4 separate regions of the Mus musculus genome follow, and regions 2, 3 and 4 are each linked to region 1. A link is a loop called in an ENCODE intact Hi-C map of the cell type or tissue named here. Cell type or tissue: left cerebral cortex. All regions are shown on one strand.

Evidence for each region. A loop is a pair of places that touch in the nucleus more often than their neighbours do. Peaks named below come from ENCODE experiments on the same cell type or tissue, not always from the same donor. Only the 100,000 strongest peaks of a DNase experiment are listed, where the experiment ranks them.
Region 2: a loop joins it to region 1, with 3 times the contacts of the local background. A loop is called at or near these places in 9 of 42 quality-filtered maps.
Region 3: a loop joins it to region 1, with 2.8 times the contacts of the local background. A loop is called at or near these places in 6 of 42 quality-filtered maps.
Region 4: it touches region 1 in a loop (2.0-fold over the local background); 13 of 42 quality-filtered maps call a loop at or near these places.

What each region holds. Positions count from the first base shown.
Region 1 is chr11:74,721,865-74,726,864 of GRCm38, forward strand. Pafah1b1 (platelet-activating factor acetylhydrolase, isoform 1b, subunit 1) reads right to left here and starts at 2,520. Exons shown (of 11, transcript NM_013625.4): 1 at 2,135-2,520. In left cerebral cortex, CTCF peaks have their summits at 780 and 2,851 (motif pointing left); DNase peaks (open chromatin) are centred at 2,007 and 2,528; H3K4me3 peaks cover 3,517 bases; H3K27ac peaks cover 3,388 bases.
Region 2 is chr11:74,647,223-74,652,222 of GRCm38, forward strand. Cluh (clustered mitochondria (cluA/CLU1) homolog) reads left to right here and starts at 2,282. Exons shown (of 26, transcript NM_001081158.3): 1 at 2,282-2,472. The coding sequence starts at 2,373. In left cerebral cortex, no CTCF peak of the experiment used is centred here; DNase peaks (open chromatin) are centred at 2,156 and 2,656; H3K4me3 peaks cover 2,324 bases; H3K27ac peaks cover 1,526 bases.
Region 3 is chr11:74,631,688-74,636,687 of GRCm38, forward strand. It overlaps Ccdc92b (coiled-coil domain containing 92B), which reads left to right. Exons shown (of 4, transcript NM_001013784.1): 3 at 3,554-3,601. Among named protein-coding and RNA genes, the nearest start is that of Gm50590, 13 kb to the left of the region's middle. In left cerebral cortex, a CTCF peak has its summit at 2,975 (motif pointing right); a DNase peak (open chromatin) is centred at 2,981.
Region 4 is chr11:74,768,583-74,773,582 of GRCm38, forward strand. It overlaps Mettl16 (methyltransferase like 16), which reads left to right and starts at 2,281. Exons shown (of 10, transcript NM_026197.3): 1 at 2,281-2,402; 2 at 4,940-5,000. The coding sequence starts at 4,940. In left cerebral cortex, no CTCF peak of the experiment used is centred here; a DNase peak (open chromatin) is centred at 2,241; H3K4me3 peaks cover 1,484 bases; H3K27ac peaks cover 1,035 bases.

The sequences.
Region 1 (5,000 bases):
AGCCAGAGCATATGTGGAGTTTTTTTAATACATGCACACACATGGACAGTAAGTACTTGTTTCAGAGCAAGGATACTGCCTTTATTCCAATTACTCAATGCCCTTCTTGAAGAAGAAAAAAAAAAGGTAGAAAAACTGAGATTCTAAGATCCACTATAGAGAAATGCCTTAATTGTCCCTACAATTAATACTGAATAACCTTACAATCATTAAGGATGAGAAAAAAACCCAGTGAAAGGGCAACTGAGCATTTCACAGCTTTGCTGGCGCACCCTTACTCCACCCAGTCCTCTCGGCTCAATGGCTGCTTATAGCAGCCACAAATATTAGCCCATTTTTAAGGGGGTGGGAGGATGTACCAAAACAGGGTATGCTCTGTCAAAACCAACATATGCACAAATATTTTGCGAAAAAACTGGTTTCCTTTCTGACTCTTAAAATTATATATACCAGCAGCTTTAAATATATTACAGAAAATCCTTCCCTCTGAAATCAAACAATGATCTTTTAAATAGACCGTGAAGGAGTAAATTACTCTAAATTCATATTCTGTGTTAATAAAAAAACACAATTTGTAACTGCCAATTATTTGCACAACTATGTCCTGAAAGACACATATTAGAAATAAAAGCTTGCTAAAGCCTTAATACCAAATCAAATTTTAAAGTTAAAGCTTTTAATGTAAATTCAGCATAGTATTACTAGCATATCCAACTAAGAATATTCCTAATTAAGGGATTGAATCCTGCAGCAATCAAGCTCTACTGCAGGGGGAAACACAGCAAACAACTGCTGTGGCAAAATGAAGAGAGAAGACAATATTACTGGCATGAGGCCCAAACAAAGTCTCCACCATCCCACCCCCAGAAAAGAAATTTCACACAAAACAAGCCAACCCAACAAAAAGAGAATTGCTAAAATGACCTTTATGTTACTGGATCTTTTAAAGGTTGTGAATCTTTAGGAGGGTGTGTTTGAAATTAAAGGTAAGAAAAGCAGTAATTTTATTTTCTCCCAATTGTCTCTTAAAGGGGGGGGGGGGTGAGGAGGAGGTATCCTTGACATGACATCGCCCATTGAGAATGAGACCACAAATCTGGTACTCTTCAAAGGCACAATTTCTTAGCCAAAAATACTGATAGGAATTACACCCAAACCCAACCTCAACAGAAAATTTCCTGCGCTCCTCCCAAGGAGTTTCTTGCTAAGTCACTGGAAAAAGCAGGCAGGATAACAAATAAAGCCAGGCACCTTGCTTTCTCCTATCTCAAGACTGAAATTCTTTCCTCTTGGGAGACGAAATCAGCCCACCGTCTCAAAAAAACATTTTCTCACCTGGGAGGCTAGAGAGGGTAAATAGTCACAGCGTTTCCTAATGGAGTGGAGAGATGGGATGAAGGGAATGATCGAGAACCTGGGAGCTCAGTGTTAGCAACGTCAAAAGACAACTCCCGTGCGAGGAGTCAGTAGCAAAAAGGAAAATCCTGCCCGATTCGGTGGGTGGATGCTGCAGATCTTTACTGAATGCAGAGGCTGGACCACCACCGCACCGGGGGGCCGAGGGCCTGAGCGGCGGGCCATCCTCCCCGGGTCCACCCTCAACCTAAGGACAAGCGGAGAACCCGACGCCTGGAAGGCCTGGTAGCTGCTGGAGCCCCGGCGGCGAGTCGCCAGCCAAGGAGGGGTGGGGACTGCGGGTTCGCTTCCGCGGCCCAGGAGGGCTGAGCCCTTTCCCCAAGATCAGAGAGCGACCTGCTATCCACGCCCTTCCCACCCAAGAATACTTTTCTTGCTAAGTCACGGCGGCAGGAGGGCGATGCCGCCCGAGAGGCCACGGCTTGAACCCTCAGCAGCCTGAGTAGCCCACTGCCAGGGTCGGAGGAACCGGAGCCAGGGCAGCGCCCTCCCAGGCCAGGGCCCCCTCCTCGGTGCCTCTCACTCAACGGCCGTCGCGGCCGCCATTTTGAGAGCGAGGAGAGGAGAAGAAGAAGGAGGAGGCAGCGGCGGCAGGGGGAGGGGAGAATGGGAGGGAGGGGACCGGCGCAGCCACATCGTCAGGCCGCCGGCCCGGCCCGCAGCCACCCGAGCGCGATGGAAGAGACAGAGGGGAGGGCGCAGAGCGTCGCCGCCTTACCGGAGCGCTGCACCACCGCCTCCGCAGGGCCTCTTCCGTCCTTCACTCCCATCCACCAGCGGGGGAGGGGGAGGGAGAGGGAAGGGAGGAAGGAGGGAGGGAGGGAGGGAGGGGGAGGATGGCGCGCTGGGCCCGGTCCCGGGGAGGGGGAGGGGAGGGCCGCGGGCGGGCTCCTCGGCCGTTCCGGGGCTCGAGCCCTAGCCCAGCGTTCGCTCGTCCTCTCGCTCGCGCCTGAGCGCTCCCCTCCGGGTCCTCCTCGCTCCCTGGACTCTCGGCTCGCTGCTCCTTCGCTCCCTCACTCGCTATCTCGGCCGCCGGACTCCGCCGCCGCCCCGCCGCTCCAGCTCCGTCTGTCACAGGAGCTGCCCCAACGCCCTGACGTCACCGCGCCGCCGCCGCCCCAGACCCGCCAGGAAGAGGGAGGGGAGCGGAGGGCCCGCGGCGCATGCGCGGGCCGGGCCTGGGCCTGGGCCTGGGCCTGGGCCGCGCGCCCTTCCGCAGGGTGAGCTGGCGGCTGTACCCGAGCCGACCGGCGAGCTTGCGTCCCGTCCGCGGCTTTTCTCGCTTCTGCCCCCTGATCCCTTGGGAAGCTTCCCTTTTGCTCTAAACTGCCTGACGGCTGGCGTCCATCACGACTCTTGCTCTGCCTCAGCGGTCACTGCGCTGTCCCGGCGGACCGCGGGTACCCGGTGCACTGGCATTTCGGCCCCTGCTGGCTAGAGCAGGAGCCAAGCCAGGATGCTTCCTTTCTGCCTTAGCCTGTGGGATTATTCCCCATCCCCCACCTACCCACCCACCCAAAAGGACCAAAGTAAATTGGTGGGCTTGGGCAGAAGAGCTGTTGAGGTTAAAAGGCAGATGGATTGCCTTGTGTTCCTTTCTGGTACAGATTTTTAATCGGAAGGAATCGCCTGTAGATGTGATTCAGCTATTCTTTTCCTTAGTCACATGTATTCATCAGAGATTCTGGAAACTGAAATCCACAGAAAGACCTGGAACTTTATTCTCTACAAGACATGTCTGTGTTTTATTATATTATGAATTGTATATTGATGACAAATCTGGGGGGATTTGATGTCAATTTATTCCACAAAGAGACACTTGATTTTTGAAAGGGAAGGTTTGGGGCTCTGAATTATTCAATATAGGATATTTAAGTATTGAATGAGATTACTTCATTATCCACTTGTGTTTTCCAGCACTGAGGCTTAACTGATTCTATTGCGTCCCTCGATGAAGGTAAATACTGTAAAAATCACTTGGGAAGCTGCAGAGTTAATGTCTCCAGTATGAATCCTGGTGTCACCACTGGGAATGTGACCTTGACTAAATTATCATATCTCTTTTTGGCCTCAGTATCAGTATAAAATAAACCCAGTAGCCAAACAAAGTGGCACATGGCACGTAGCCCAAGCTACTCAGGAGGCAGGAGACCAGCAAGAGCCCAGAAGTTCTCTGCAAGCCTCAGGAGCATCCTTTTTATAAAAAACAAAAAACAATGATGATAGTAATAAACAAGCTAGGGTGACTCACATCTGTAATGCTAACACTGAGGAGACGGAGGCAGGAGACTTGCCACGAGTTTGAAGCCAGCATGGTGTATATAGTAAGACCCTATCTTAAAATAATGATTTAAAGCTGGACATGGTGTTTTAATATCAGCACTTTGGAGGCAGAGACAGGTGGATCTTTCCAAGTTCAAGAGCCTTCTCTACCCAGTGAATTCCAGGACAGACAACTACATAGAGAAACCCTGTCTCCAAGAATAAATAATAATGGAGCAAACCTTGGGTGGAAGGAAGCACACATCCCTTATTCCAGCATGGAATGGCTGAAGAATGAGGATCACAAGTTTAAGGGCTACCTGGAAAACTCAAATGTTTTTAAATTTATCACTTTTAAAAGGGTGAAGAGACAGCTCAGTAGGAGAGTACTTGCTGAGAGAAAGAAAAGAAAACATTATAGAATTGACATAGCTGTGAGGCTTTGTGAGATTAGATGTTGCATGGGTTAAGGCCTGAGGTTTGATGTGTAACTCATGTAACCATTACTATCTAGTACCAAAGCCAGGCTCTTTGTATTGGGATGGGCTATCTTTATCCCTAGAAATTTTTTTAAAAAACATAAACCAATGACCTTAAGGGATTAGTTCTTTTTTTTTTTTTCTTCATCAACACAAGAAACTAAATCAAATAATCTTTAAAAGGTTATGTCCAGAGTTTCAGTTTTTGGATTCTATAGTCAAAACTATGGACAGCATGAGACAGAGGCTTGATCCTATCACTTATATCCAAAAGCAGCCAAGAAACATTCATTAAATTAAATTGTCCCTGATTCTCCCTGATTCTAAGAATTCACCCACCTCTCATATTTTATCTTTTGAAATATTTAATATTGCCTGGTATCTTGTTTAATATTTAATCAGATGAGTGAATAAGTTCTTTTGGGTTTTTTTTTTTTAATGAATGCTCTAAAAGTCAACAAAATTGCTTGGAAGCACATTGATAAACACCAACTTAATACAAGTAGGTAGCCTTAACTCGCATAAGCCTTGAGATCACATGCTTTTATGTATAGAAAAAAATGTAAGACCTAGATTGTACAATTATGTCCTAAAATAAGTAAAGATTTTATTTTTGTAGCAATCCTTCAAAAAAGCAGTAAGTCTCCTTTGGGGGAAGATATAACATTTTTCTCCCTGGATTATAATTTTTCTGAACAGATTATATGCTTAAGTTGACATGAAGCAAGTGTGTTACAGTTCTGTGCGTTTTCAGTTAGTTGCTAACACTGTATATCCACTTTGACAAATACTTGTCTAATGAAAATGGAGAATTAAGACATCTGTGCCATCAATCATAGTTCA
Region 2 (5,000 bases), 75 kb before region 1:
TCTCCACCCAGAAGCACTCAAGGTGTGCCCTGAACACTCAGACAGTCTTGCAGCCTTGCACAGGACATTGCTTGGAGCTTTCCAGGTCAGCAACTGCACACACACACACACACACACACACACACACACACACATACTCACTCACTCACTCACTCACTCACTCACTCATATACACATGTGCGTACATGCCATATATACATACATATAATTAAAAGTAAAAACAAAAGCACAGGGCTCAGTTAGTAAAGTACAAAGCCAGGCATAAGGATAGTCCCCTACAATTCCAGCACCCAAGATGGAAACTGGAGAATTCCTCAGATTTGTTAGCTAGCCAGCCAGCTTAGCTAACTGCTGAGCTCCAAGTTCAGTGAGAGTGTGAGAGAGACCTTACTTTAAGAAATAAGGTGAGGTGAAGGACATGCACTCACTCACACACACACACACACACACACACACACACACACACACACACACAATAAAAATGTAGTAAAGGCAAGAACACACAAACATGTATCTACACACAGCAAAACACCTGAGATTCAGCAAGATGATAGTGATTTGCTCAAGTTCACTACAAGAGACAGGTACGGGTTCCTAGGGACTGACTTCCAGTCCACTTCGATGTCAGGTCCACACACACCTTGCTTGCCTGCCTTTTGTTTGTTTGTTTGTTTGTCTGTTTGTTTGTTGTGTGTTTTCTTGAGACTGGGTCTAGCCAGGAAGCCCAGGCTAACCTTAAACCCTTTATATTCTCTCCTTGCCTTCTGAGTGCTGGGATGACGGATGGAAACACTGAGCCAGGTTCCTGCTGCCTGATTTCTATGTGCACCCAGCAATAAGGTCTTGGTCATTCTTCCAACTTCCTTGTGCAATAGCCTGAAATCACTTCTCCTTAGTCCTGCTCAGTTCTCCTTTGCCCTCACATAACAGTCAAGAGGATCTTTCTGACACATACATTTCTCTCCTCCCTCTCCCTTCAATGGAGGGTTCCTTCTTCTTTTGGCTTCAGTTCTCATCATCACATGTGCTCTAGGGGCAAACTGAACTTCCTATGTATTCTATTCTGACAGTGTGTTACTATGTAGCCCAAGCTGGTCTCCAAATTCAGGTCCTCCAGCCTTTACCTATCAAGAACTGGGATTGCAGGCCCTTGTGGTCACACTAGATCTCTAAAAGGAAAGCAGATTTAACTTTCCTTTGCAATGTATACAAGGGTGTATGTAGACCGCTCCCATCTCAGCCTCAGATTGCCAGGGTCCATTAAATCCTAGCAAGTGTAAAGACTGTGTTTAGTGTTTCACAAAGGGCTTTTCCACCTGTGCATGGAAGGCTTACCCTGTCCCCTCTCTGCCTGAACATAACTGTCTGGATAGACCTGGTTTCAATATCACCTGAGACTAGGGTTGTCTCTCAGCAGTAGACACCTTTACCATGCCAGAGGTCCTGAATTTAATACTCAGTAGGGCACACACAAGAAAAGTACCCCCCCTCCCCCAGCAATCATGGACCTCACTCCTTATTCCCCACCCAACCAAAAGAACTGAAAAATAGATAACAACTATAGTAAGGATCTATTTATTGGTCTAAATCTGAACTTGTTCTGTGACTTTGGCCCTCATTGTCCTTCACTGTAAACCAAGATAGTGGCCTGGAAGTGAGTGAGTGTGTGTGTGTTTTACACAGATAGGGGAGGAGCCCATGGTGCTGAGTCCAAGTTTTCATAGTCTGTTTCTGACACTTTATGCATATTTGCAACCTGCACACCTTCCTCAATAATCCACACTTGATCTTAGCCAAAAGGCCTAGAAGCGATCTTCCTCAATAATCCAAATACACTCTAGACCCTTCCCTTCAGTAGGAAAGAGCCCACTCGGTGAGGAGGATACAGAGGGTCGTGATAACAAAGCTGCTTTAGAACGACGCGGTCTTTTGGCAGATGCTCAATAAGAAGCAGAGGGTCATTGGGGGAGGGGGAATAGGGAGCGAAGGCAGTCCTAGACAAGTCTCCACCCAAGGTCACGGCGCCCGCCCAACGGGCGGCGAACCTAGGAAACGTCTCCCGGAAGCCCCGCCTCACCAGGGGGCCGAGGCCTCTCCCCTTTGAGCCCGGACGCGTTGCCTTTAAGGCTTTGAAAGAGTCACTGAATCTGTGAACTGACTACGGAGTGCTCGGTGTTTTGTCCCTCGTCGTCTGCCGTGGGCAGGCCGGGCGCGAGGGCGGGGTAGGGGAGCGGCGGCGGGGTCAAAGGCTAAAGCGCGCACCACGTGGGCCGGTGACTCCGTCCTTCCCGCAGCGGCCGTGGCGCGCAGGGCACTTGGGTTAGTGGCGCGGCGTGCGGCGCGGACAGGCGAGCCGGACGCCTGCTCCCGCCATGGTCATCAAGACGGACGAGTTGCCGGCGGCCGCCCCGGCCGACAGCGCCCGGGAGCACGGCTCGCAGGCCGGCGGCAAGGGGCGGCCGAACGCGGCTGGTGAGTGAGTGGGCCGGGGGCAGGGACAGCTGGGCTAGAGCCCGGGCCGAGTCCGGCCGGAGGGCTCGGGACTCGGTGGGAACAACCGTCTTCCCTCCGCGTCAGTGTGGGCGGTGCACTGGGCCGCCCCCGCCCTGAAGGTCACCTTCAGTGGCACCCCCGGCTACGGCCTGGACTTCGCACGTGGGGACCGTGGAAGGGCATCCACGGCGGACACACTCGCGCAAGATCGCGGGGACACGTGCGCGCACACGCGGTTTGGTTTCAGGGTGCGCCGCCGCCGCAGACCGATGGAATCGGCGGCCCCACCCCCTCCGCGCCCCTGCTTGGGGAGCTCTTGGGGCTGGGGGCAGTGACACTTGCGGCCCTGCCACCTTCTGGTTCTCTTGTCCTAGACGTTCCTGTGCGGCAGAGCTGCAGCACTGTGAGTGAGGCTCAGTTTGGAGCTGCCCAAACTTGGACTATGGGAAGAGCGCAAGTTGGGGTGTGTGTGTGTGTGTGTTATTGGGGTGGGTTGTCTCTGGTACATTCTTAGAGACAAGGGCTTAACCCCAAGTCATCAGGCTGTGGTCTCAATTCTTTTAGTTACTGGCCTCCACTTGATCAGGGGTTTGGGGTCCTGCCTGTGTGTGGGCAAAGCCTAGCTGTTTGTCAGGGGGAGGTGTTTGTGCCTGAACTTGATCATTAACCTGCCTTATTGCGAAAAGTGGGTCAGACTAGAGCTGCTGTTTTTTTAAGGCAAAGGTCATTAGTGTGGAGTGGAGCGCCCAGCTCTCCCCCGTGGGGGCTGTGTGGTGGTGGCTTTGGGAGTGGCAGAGGCTTGTCTAGGGGTGGGGCCTACTTCTCTTGTACTTAGCCTGTGCCCTTTCTGTTAGTTTTTTACCAAGTCTCAGGCTCCAGCCTTGAAACTGGAAACCCCTTCCTAGGGCCTCCTCACTTTTCCTCAGAGCCAGCCTGGTCCTTTCTACCCAGGATGCCAGTGAGTGCAGACCCTCTTTATCTCTCTTTTCCTCAGCTCATCTCCTTATTCTTCCCAGCTCCGGTGAGCAGACTAAGGCTAACACGGGAGTAAGGATGGCCCTAATGGGCCTAGCACTTGCTAGACTGTTATCCATCACAGTGGACTTACCTTGCCCAAGACAAGGCCTGAGTTGTACCCAAGCACAAGAAGTGCTGAAAAATGTCGTGGCTCTGAATCCATGGGCAGGCTGGGTAAGAGAAGGTTAGAGCTGCCTGTTTCCCCTCCATCAAAGAGATCTGAAGAGATATGAAGCAGCTTGTCCAAGGTCATAGTGATTTCATTGTCCAGGGAAGCATTTGGATTTCCAGTTTACGGCTAGCATGCCAAGTCTACCCCAGCCCAGCCTAGAGGAAGCTGAGGTGGGCATGCTGGGTTATTATGTATGTGATTCAGGGGATTTAGGAACTGGAATGGTAGTGGAGGATTTTTGATGAATGAAGCTCCCTTAACTATATGCTAAGGGACTCTTGGGTGTGTGTGTGTGTCAGGGGGTGCTGGGTTGGGGTCAGAGCATAGTTCTTCATCTTGGGGACACACAGGACTTTCTACTTGGTAGGATCTTGGCTTCTGTGTCCCAGAAAACTGGTATAGATAACAGACTATCCGGCCATCTTGGATCTGTTCAAAAGAAGAAAGACATAAATGGAGCCTGTGTCGTGTTTGTCCTGCTCCCCCTGCCCTCCCCCACCCATCTGCTATCCCATGGTAAGGTTTCTGCATGGGTATCAAAGTGTAGCCCCTGACCCACAGCCCCTCTTTCTAGAGCTCTCCAGTACCTTTGAGGAGGCGATCGAGGCAGGCCAGGGACAGTTACCTTAAGAATAAAGTAACTTTTAGGGGTTAAGAGAACAGGCAGGTTTTTCAAGTTCACAGTGGTGTGTCAGGTTCCTTCTGTACAGGGGAGGGCTCCCTGAGTTGGGCGTGGAAACTGAAGGGGACTTGGCAGACGAGGGGAGAATTTAGGGGCTTATAAGCTCTCCAGCAGGATCTTAAAGCTCTTTTTGGGTGGTGTCTGAGAAGACACTTGGACCTTGAAGACCTATTTCTGGTCTGGGGAAACAGGAAGGAGGCAAGCAGGATCTTCCATAAGCTGTCTCTCTGCCTCTGTCCTCTTGTCTTGAAGCCCTGGGTTCAAGGATGGGGCAGTGTATCTTTTGGAGTTCGACTTCCTGTTCTGCCCCTACCTGCTGATTCCTTAGCTAGGGTGTGGCCTGGCCCTGGCATAGTCTCTGAAGATGCTGTCAGACTGGAGTGGCATACAGAGACTACTTGTGGTTACTCAGACCCCTTTGTAACTCCTGCCTGTGACCATCTCTGGCTAGGGGAGTGCTGTCTAGGCCTAGGAAGGCTGTGTGTTGTCTTTCCGCTCGGATCTCTCCTAGAGACTGTAGGTGGAGGTTAGCAGTGTACTAAGTGCCATTTAGGCAGTTAGTCCCATTCTGCAGAGGATTGCCTTTTTATTTCACTTCCCTAAAACCTAGGTCTTCAAAGACCTCTAGGATCTGAG
Region 3 (5,000 bases), 90 kb before region 1:
TTTGTTTTTGTTTTTTTTTTTTTAATTTTGTTTTGTTTTGTTTTTTTGAGACAGGATTTCTCTGTGTTGTCCTGGCAGTCCTGGAACTCACTTTGTAGACCAGGCTGGCCTCGAACTCAGAAATCCACCTGCCTCTGCCTCCCAAGTGCTCTGATTAAAAGATTGCACCCCAGACCCAGTTTTTGATTATGAAAGTGATAAACCAAGACCCAGGGGGAAAACATCATACAATACATGTTAGTGCCACAGCCAGGATTAAAACCAGCACTGTGCCACTTTCTGATTGTGCTCTATCTGTCCTTTGCCCAGAGGCCTAGAAGGCTTCAGGGACCCCACTGGCTTCTCATGGTAACACAGAACATAAGCAGCCTGGCCTCAGCCTCTTTGCACATGCAGATCCCGTTGCCGTATTCTAAGATAGGCTCCTGGCCATCTGACCACCCAGTGACAGGATGGCCCTATAGGCCGCTCTTTCATCACAGTGACAGTATCAGAGGAAAACAGACTAAAAATCTTACTGCAGATCCTCTCTTTTCTTCTCAACTTTCCCTGATTCTAAGAACCTGGTCCTTCCGTTCTGGACACAGGATAGTTCCCATGACAACATAACAGGCGGGATCAGAGGGCCTTACAGTCCCCCCAACTGTCAAGTGAGTCTAGGCTCAAGCCTCCTGGTTATTGATTAAGGAGATAAAAATAACTCTGGTCTTGTCTGGAACTGCCACTCTGGGGGCTGAGATGACCGAATCAGGCCCTCCTTCTAGTAGGGAGGGGCAGGGAAAGCAGGGGAATTGGGGACAGAGACTGAAGGAGGACCCAGGAGGCCAGGCTGCCTGGAAAACAAGTAAAGATAAAGAAGATGGAGCCAGGTGGTGATGGTGCATCCCTTTAATCCCAGCACTTGGGAGGTAGAGGCAGGCAGTCTTTAAATCTGGTTTACAAAGCAAGTTCCAAGACAGCCAGGGCTACCCAGAGAAACCCTGTCTCAAACAAACAAAACAAAAAAAGATAAAGAACGTGAGATTTGGAGGTAAGAGTAAGTTCCATGGGCTGTGGGGACAGCCTGGACAATGATAAGTGCCCTGTGCTTTAATTGCTGGTCTAGCCCTGGCTAAATCCTCTATTTCTTTTCTTCTCATTGCATTCTGGCACCAGTCCCATGTAAGAGAGATGCTGTTTTGCTCCCATTTTCCAAAAGAAAAAACTAAGGTTCAGAGGAGTATCCTTGCTGGCCAGGGTCCTACCATGAATTGCTTTCATAGAGTATTCATAGAATCTACAAGGACTCACATTAGAAGATGGATGGAGAAAGGTGGGAGAAACCAGTGTGGTGGCTCACACCCTTCCTCTCAGCATTCAGAAGGCAGAGGCTGGATGAACTCTGTGAGTTTGAGGCTGGACTGGTCTATACAGTGAGTTCCAGAACAGCCACGGCTATGCAATAAGATCCCATCTTAGCCGGGCAGTGGTGGCGCACGCCTTAATCCCAGCACTCGGGAGGCGGATTTCTGAGTTCGAGGCCAGCCTGGTCTACAGAGTGAGTTCCAGGACAGTCAGGGCTGCCAGAGAAACCCTGCCTCAAAAAAACAAACAAACAAACAAACAAAAAAATCCCATCTTGTCTTAGTTAGGGTTTTACTGCTGTGAAAACACCCCATGACCAAGGCAAATCTTACAAAGGACATTTAATTTGGGCTAGCTTACAGGTTCTGAGGTTAAGTCCATTATCATCAAGGTGGGAACATGGCAGCATCCAGACAGGCATGATACAGGAGGCGCTGAGAGTTCTTCATCTTCATCTGAAGGCTGCTAGCAGAATACTGACCTCCAAGCAGCTAGGATGAGGGTCTTAAAGCCCACACCCACAGTGACACACCTACCTCAACATGGCCACACCTACTCCAACAAGGCCACTCCCTGGGCAAAGCATATTCAAACCATAACACATCTCAAAAAAAGAAAAAAAATGGGGGAGTGGGTCCTACTTGGGGTTCTGTCTCCAAATCTTAAGCCCTGTGGTTAATGGTTGAAAGAAAACCGCCCTAGAGAAGTTAGTGGCAAAGCCAAGGTCCCTTAGGCCATTTCATAGGCCTTGGAGGAAGGGCAAGTTGGTCCCCAAGAGTCCTAAGGGTAGAGGCATCAGAGGGCTCCCAGTGGCCCCAGGGAGAAGGTTCAGGCTCCGGCCATAGCTAAGGTACTCTCTTGTGTCCCAGCAACAAGTGGCCTCCCCAGAGAATACAGTTCTAGCAAACTCTGGTCCCTAAGAGCATTTTGAGGATAGAGGAAGGGTAGGCCAAGGGCACAAGCCTGACTGTAGGTATGCTGGGCACTACTCCCAGAGATGTGCCACTTTCTTCGGGCTCGAAACTTTATCCCTGGGGGGCTGGAGAAATGGCTCAGCAGTTAAGAGCACTGATTGCTCTTCCAGAGGTCCTGAGTTCAATTCCCAGCAACCACATGGTGACTCACAACCATCTGTAATGAAATCTGATACCCTCTTCTGGTGTGTCTGAAGACAGCTACAGTTTATTCATCACATAAAATAAATAATTCTTTAAAAAAAAAAAAAAAAAAAAAAACACCTTTATCCCTGAAGGTACATGCAAGTGCTCCTAGTAGGCCCTCTTGACTCCCGGCTCCCTGCTGTCCTTTTCCCTGCATACTATCCCCAGTCATGTCCAAACTGGAACCCAGAGCAGAAGTTCTAAGCATCTGTCTGTCACTGAGCTGTAAACCCCTGAACCCTTGTTGTTCTAAGCTCTGGGAGTTGGGGCTGAAAATTGCTATCACACAGTTGCTCTGAGAGATGAGGCATTGGGGGCACCAAAGAATAAGTATAAGGAAAATAAGTTCTTTTTGGGTGCCCAGGAAGAACTTGTTCCTATGCCAGAGACCTTGGTGATGGCATTCCTTAGCTTGGTGCCCCTGAGGAGCCCCTCCCCTGCAACACCAAACCAAAGGCTGGTATATTGTCCACCACTAGATGGCACTGTTCTCCTTGAGCCCTTCTTGCCTGGTGGTCAAATGGGGTTTGGGAAACTACAGAGATCTTCAGGCGGTAATACAAGTACAATCCTGGCCATGAAATTAGTGTCACATGAATAGCTCCTGCCTATTTCTGTTGCCTCCTAAGCATTTCTTGGCATTGTGGCATTCATCAGTCAACTAAGCTTGCATGAGCCACGACCCTGTGTTTACAAGAGTCCTCCACAACCATCTAAACTGGCGTCATATCATCCCTTAAAACAGGCAAATACTCCCTCATCCCCAAAACAAGACAGGCTCTTCTGTCCACAGAGGTGGTCTCTGTTCCCCATCCTAGGAACAAAACCTTTGCTGGAAAGATCCCTGGGCCTAGAAACCCAGGCCTAGGCTCTGCCTTTAGTAGGGCTCTTTCCCTGGCTGGGATGTAAGGTAGTTGTTGTAGGTAGTTGTAGGCGGTGGTGTAGTTGATGCCTATGGATCTGTTCTTCTTTAATGGAGTTCTGATTTTTTTATCTGACATGCACACCTACTTGTGCACACACAAACTCCTCTATTCTCTCTTCCCTAGAGCTGACCCACGACCTGGAGATGAGAGAGGTCCAGTCTCACCAACAAGGTAAGAAAAATAGCTCTGGGCTGTGGCGGGAGGCACAGAAGGTTGAGTTTCTGCAAGCACTCTTTTTTTTTTTTTAAGATTTATTTATTTATATGTAAGTACACTGTAGCTGTCTTCAGACACTCCAGAAGAAGGAGTCAGATCTCATTAGAATGGTTGTGAGCCACCATGTGGTTGCTGGGATTTGAACTCCAGACCTTCGGAGAGCAGTCGGGTGCTCTTACTCACTGAGCCATCTCACCAGCCCTCTCCAAGCACTCTTAAAATGTCTTATATATTAGTATGGAATGGGACACATGGAAGCCTGAGAGTTTCTGGGAGTCAGTCAGCTCTCTGCTTCTAACAGTTGGGTCCCAGGGATCAAACTCAGGTCTTCAGACTTGACAGCAAGCACCTTTACCTGCTGAGCCCTCTTGCTGGACCACATTTGACTACTCACTATGTTGTCAAGGATGGCCTTGAACTCTGCAACTTCCTGCCTTTGCCTCCAAGAGCAAAAAAGGAAGCTGCCCAACACTGACCTCTGGCTTCCACAGTGACACAACAAACATAAACATATACACACACTGCACACACATACAAACACATAAATGACATAATGAAATTTTAAAAGATTTTTAAGTCTCACTTGGGCCGGGCATGTGCTACACATCTTTAATCCCAGCACTCAGGAGGCAGAGGCAGACAGATCTGTAAATTGTAGGCCAGCCTGGTTTACGAAATAAATTCCAATATATCCGGGGCTACATAAAAGACCCTGTCTCAAAACAAAAATGAGGAGGTGCTGTAGCAGTACTGAGTGACAAGATTAGGTCCAGATTTAATGTAGGAAAGAAGAACGTCAGCTGGGAGACCTGGAGCTGGGTCGTCGGGCTACCTCCATGTTCTAGCAGTCTTCAGAGGACTCTGGTAGAATCGCTCAAGAGAGGCAGAGGGGTGCCTGAGGCTTCAAACAGTTTCTTCATCATACTATATCAAATTCAAGGCCAGCCTCAACTACCCAATGACACCCTGGGACCATCTGTTTTGTGTTGAGATACTGCCTCACTCTGGAGTCCCAAATGGCCTAGAAATTACTGTGTAGAGCAGGTTAGCTTCAAGTTCATGACCATTCTCCGGCCTCAGCCTCCCAAGTGCTGATATTACAATCATAAACCACTATGTGGGTGCCAGAAGAATTCATAAGAATTAACAGAAACCTGGACATGAGGGTGCACGCCTTTAGTCCCAGCAGGTCACCGGAAGAGACAAGAGGATCTAGGTGAGCTCCAGGCTAGCCTGGTTTATATAGCAAGTTCCAGGCCAGCCAGTGCTTTATAGTGAAGTCATTGTTTCAGGAGGGAGGAGGGAAGGAAGGGAGAAAGGGAGGGACAGAGGGAGGGAGGGAGGGAGGGAGGGA
Region 4 (5,000 bases), 47 kb after region 1:
CTTGTGTGCCAGAGACAATGGGTCCCCTGCAGCTGGAATTACAGACAGGTCTGAGCTGTCCCATGGGTCCTGGAAATTGACTCTGGGTCCTTTGGAAGAGCAGACAGCGCTCATAACTGTGGAGCCACCTCTGCAGCCCCATTTTTCTAAAATATCTATTTTATTTTGAATTATATGTGTGTCTCTGTGTTCTGGTATATGCATGTGAGTATGGTGTCTGAGGAGGCAAGAAGAGGGTGTCAGACACCCTGGAGTGTCAGATACCGTGGAATGTGAGTTATAGGTGACTGTGAGCCACCTACCCACATCCACAAATCTATCAGGGTTTTTTTTTTCAAATCTTCAGTTACAAAAATCTTTAAACACTAATTTGTGTGAGTGTATGGCATAGGCGTGCATGTACACATTTGTGGAAACCAGAAGAGGCCATTGAATGGCCTCTATCGTTGTCTCCCTACTCCTTTGAGGCAAAGTCTGTCTGTGAGCGTGCAGCTTATACTTTTCTTTTCTTTAACGAATAAGCCCCAGGTGTGCCTTGCTCCTTATGTGGAGACTGGGGTCCAAATTCTGGTCTTCATGATTGTCCATCAAGTGTCTCGACAGCCCACATTTTATGGCTATGCTAATTTATCTACCCATAAATCTACACATCTATCTACCCATAAATCTATACATCTATCATAAATCTATACATCTATCTATCTATCTATCTATCCATAAATCTATACATCTATCTACCCATAAATCAATCTATCTATCTATCTATCTATCTATCTATCTATCTATCTATCTATCTATCTATCTATCTCTTCTTTGTGGTGTTAGTTTACACAGGCCTTTGCATTCTACCACTGATCTAGTGGTACACTGCCGCTTTGGCTTTTTGAGCAAGGTCTCATGTAGACCAGGGTGGCCTGGAACTTGATAGACAGTATAGGATGAACTCATACTCCAGCTTCAATATCCCAAATGCTTGGATTTACAGGCCTATAACACCATACTTAGGGTTAAATGAAGGAAAAATTGGGGGTAGGGCAATTGGGGGGGTATTAGCATAGCTAATAAAGTAGCCAAGGTCAGTGTGGTCTTGGTCCTGTTCTGCTTGGTCTGCAAGGTGGAGGGAAGCAACTGGGCTCCCTGAAGACAACTGTTCCTTCTGCAGCACATAGCTTCGTCTATGCAGGTAATTGCCCTCAGTGAGTACAGAGGAGGCATTCCCGTCCTTTGAGGCCTAGCATTGCTCTATAAAAGTATTTCTTGATCAGTCCTACTGTTCCAGGAATTCCAGGTGACTGACACAGACAATCTGAAAACACCCTTTGGCCAATCTGGAACAGAACATCGTACAAAACTGACAACGAAATGCCTATTGGTGGGGAGGCAGAGGCATTTCTGAGTTCAGATTTCTGAGTTCAAGGCCAGCCTGGTCTACAAAGTGAGTGCCAGGACAGCCAGGGCTACACAGAGAAACCCTGTCTCGAGCAAACAAACAAACAAACAAACGCACGCCAGGATTTTATCCTTTTGCTTCGTGAGTCCAGATTCAATGCTTTTTTTAGCCAAATCAGTTTCTTTAAAAAAAAAAAATAGAATTTAAAAAGAGGTTTACCTTTATGTGTATGGCTGTTTGCCTCCATGTTTGTGCACCACGTGCACGTGTGCCTTCCAGAGGGCACTTAGGGACTAGAGTTACAGCTGGTTTCGAGTCACCATATTGGGGCTGGGACTCGAACCTGGGTCTTTTGTTAGGGTAGCCATTTCCCCGTCCCCTATCCCACCCAAAACAGTTTCTAAGTACCAGTTATTTACCCATCTCACAGGTTTATCTGTAACTACTGTGTCATCACACAGATTTGCTGTGCACTTAAGTGTTAATTGCCATCAAACCCATCTAGCCTTCCTATTTCCTGTCCAAGACTAGATTTAGTACTATTTAGTAAGGCTGGGGAGAGCTGAAGAAAGCTACATTCAAAACAAAGGAAAACAAACGTTTACAACTTGGTGGGGTAGCCCATCCCTGTAATCCCAGCACCCAGAAAGGCCAGGGGAGGAGGGTAGTTCCAAGTTCCTGGCCGGGCTCCATCACATAGCTGCATGCCAGCGGACTAGTGAGGTCTTCTCCATCCGCTAACCTAAGAAGACTCCCGGCCGACCACACCCCCAAACCTGGGTGAAAACTCACCGCCGTCTCCAAGTATCGCGATAGTTCCTTCTTTCTTTAGGCTAAGTCAAAAGTCTCGCGAGAGTAGTCTGTCCAGTCACGGCGCGGATTGGCTGCGCAAGATGGCGGCGCGCTTGGAGCGTAGCATCTGCGTTTCCAGGAGCTTGGCTGTGTGAGTGGTGTGGGCTTGGTGATTGCGGGCCTGTCCGCACTCCGTCCGCCTGCTCCATTGGCCTGCGAGGTGCGTGGTTCAAAAATCTCTTATCCGGTTGCGCACAAGGATCGCCTAAGAAGCGGCTCACCTGCTTTTCTCCTCCGGTTCTCGGATCCTTGGGGGCTTACCGCTGGGTCAGAAGCCGGGGACCCGGGCGGGTGTGCGCGAAGGCCGGCGGTAGGTGGGAGGAGCTGGAGGAGAGATGGCCTCGTCCCTCGCCTAGGCCAATGCTTAGAGAGCGCTGAAACCCAGGGGAAGAAGGTGTGGATGAGCCGGGGAAGTGGCGGAGGAGAAGTCAAGTTTGTGAGGTGGGGGCGTGAAGAGAAAACGGAAGTGTTGGGGTCTAGGTGGGAGACATCTGTTGAGTTTTCTGTTCCTCCTAAAAACTTAAAAAAAACAAACCCACAAAACAGTTTGTAGGTGTAGGTGTTTTGCCAGCCTGGACGTCTGTGCAGCACGTGCACAGTGCAGGCAGAGGCCAGAAGAGGGTTGTGTCATGGCACTAGGTGAGCAGCCATACGGGTGCTGGGAATCGAGCCCTGGTCCTTTGGAAGACCAGCTGGTGCTCTTGAACGCTGGTCTGTCTCTATTGCCTCCATAGTTTGACATCATAAAAGCCAAATTTAGAGTATCCTATAAGCTTCAGTTTTAGAAGAAATGATGTGTGAAGAGATAAAGGCCAAGAGAAACCCAGGAAACATGAAGTTTTAAAGAGGAAAGAAGGCTGGCCTAGAGGTCTTTTGGGTTTTGGACTCGCTCCGATGAGCCTTTTTTTGTTATTGTTGAGACTCAACTGGGCTGCCCATTCAGAAAGAGAATGCTGTGTGTGTCTCACACAGATGGAAAGTATTTCATAGTTATTTCCTTTATTTTCTTTGGTGTTGATGACTGAGCCCAGGCCTTGCACGTGCTAGACACATGCTCTGTCACTCGGAGCTAGATCTCCTGGTGACTTCATATTCTTCCCAGTCAACCAACAGTTGAGTGCCTCCCCTTACAGGCCCTATTTTGAGTATTGGGGTACAGCAGGGAACAAATATGTTCCCTCATGAAGTTTACTGGTAGGGAAGGTTTTTTTTTTAATTAAAGCAAATGTGTGGGGAATGCCAAGTGAGTAAATTTCAAAGACAGAAGGTGGGCGGGAGGCTGGAGAGATGGCTCAGTGGTTAAGAGCACTGACTCTTCTTCCTGAGGTCCTGAGTTCAATTCCCAGCACCCACATGGTGGCTCATGACCATCTGTAATGGGGTCTTATGCCCTCTTCTGCTGTGTCTGAAGACAGCTACAGTGTACTCATATACAAAAAATAAATAAAAGCTTAAAAAAAAGAAAAATAAAGTGTGCGTTCCAGTCACTGAATGTTTTAGTGACTTGCTCAAGAAGATATAAATAAGATGGCATTTGACCAAAGGCTTAAAGGTGGGGATATGTTCAGTGTCTGTACACTTCACTGGGGAGTGTAAGCCATGCCACCTGAGCGGCAGCAAGTGCCAGTCCAGTGTGGTGGTGCAAGCTGGAATCACAGCACTCAGAGGACATGGGATTCTAGACTACTAGCCTTGCCTACAGAGTGGGTTCCCAGTGAGCCTGGGCTACTGGAGACCTTGTCTAACAGCAAGAACAAAAAGACAAGTACAGCTAGTCCTGAGGCACTTGATTGGGCAATGGCTCTTAGGCCAGTGTGGGAGGAACAGAGTAAACTGGTGCTAGCAGACATTCACTTAACTTTGAGGAATGGGGTGGATAGGCAGATAGAAATCCAGAAGTTAGTCATCTCGGGTGTAGCAGTCCTTGATAGAGCACATGTGAGATACTGTGTTAAATTCCCAGTTGAAAAAAATTTTTTTAACAAAAGTTAAAGAATCAAACGGAGTGACTTTGTTGAGTATGTCTGTTATGACCTGAATGGATAGTGTAGAAAAATGAACGGAATTGGCCAAGGTTGTAATTGAACTTGGGTCACATGTTCAGAGTACGTGCCTGTAAACTCTGTCCTCTTTAATGTGCTGCAGAGTCCTAGTGCATCAGTATCTCTTGGACTTGTTAGAGAAGGGCCTACTTTTTGTCCGGCATTACATGGAAGAAAACCATTACCCTCTGATATTCTTGGGGCCTGGGGACTGCCCTTGGTTTATGCTTTTTACTCCTATGTCTGTAAGGGGCATTTGAATATTAGGGAATTAAAACTGCTATATAGTGAGCGTCTACCATTTTGTATGTGTGTGTGTGTAATCCTGGAGACTGAACCCAGGGCCTTGAGCATTGTGGGCAAGTGCTCTGCTAATAGCAATATCCCCTTAAGGGGTGGGCCAGCAAACTGGACTTACTTTGCTGCTATTTGTGTGTGTTTGTTTCTGAGGCAGGGTCTCGCATTGTAGCCAGACTGGCTGTGTAACCCAGACTTGTTACAAGCTTCTGCTGATCCTGCCTCTGCTTCTCCAGTACCGGTGTTACCAGCATGAGTGTTTTCCCCCAGCGCGGCCCCCCCTCCCCTGTGCTTTTGGCACTAAATATGCTGGTTTCCTCTTTATCTTTCTTACATCTCTTCTTCCCTCTCTTTAAAGATGGCTCTAAGCAAATCAATGCATGCAAGAAATAGATACAAGGACAAACCACCTGACTTCG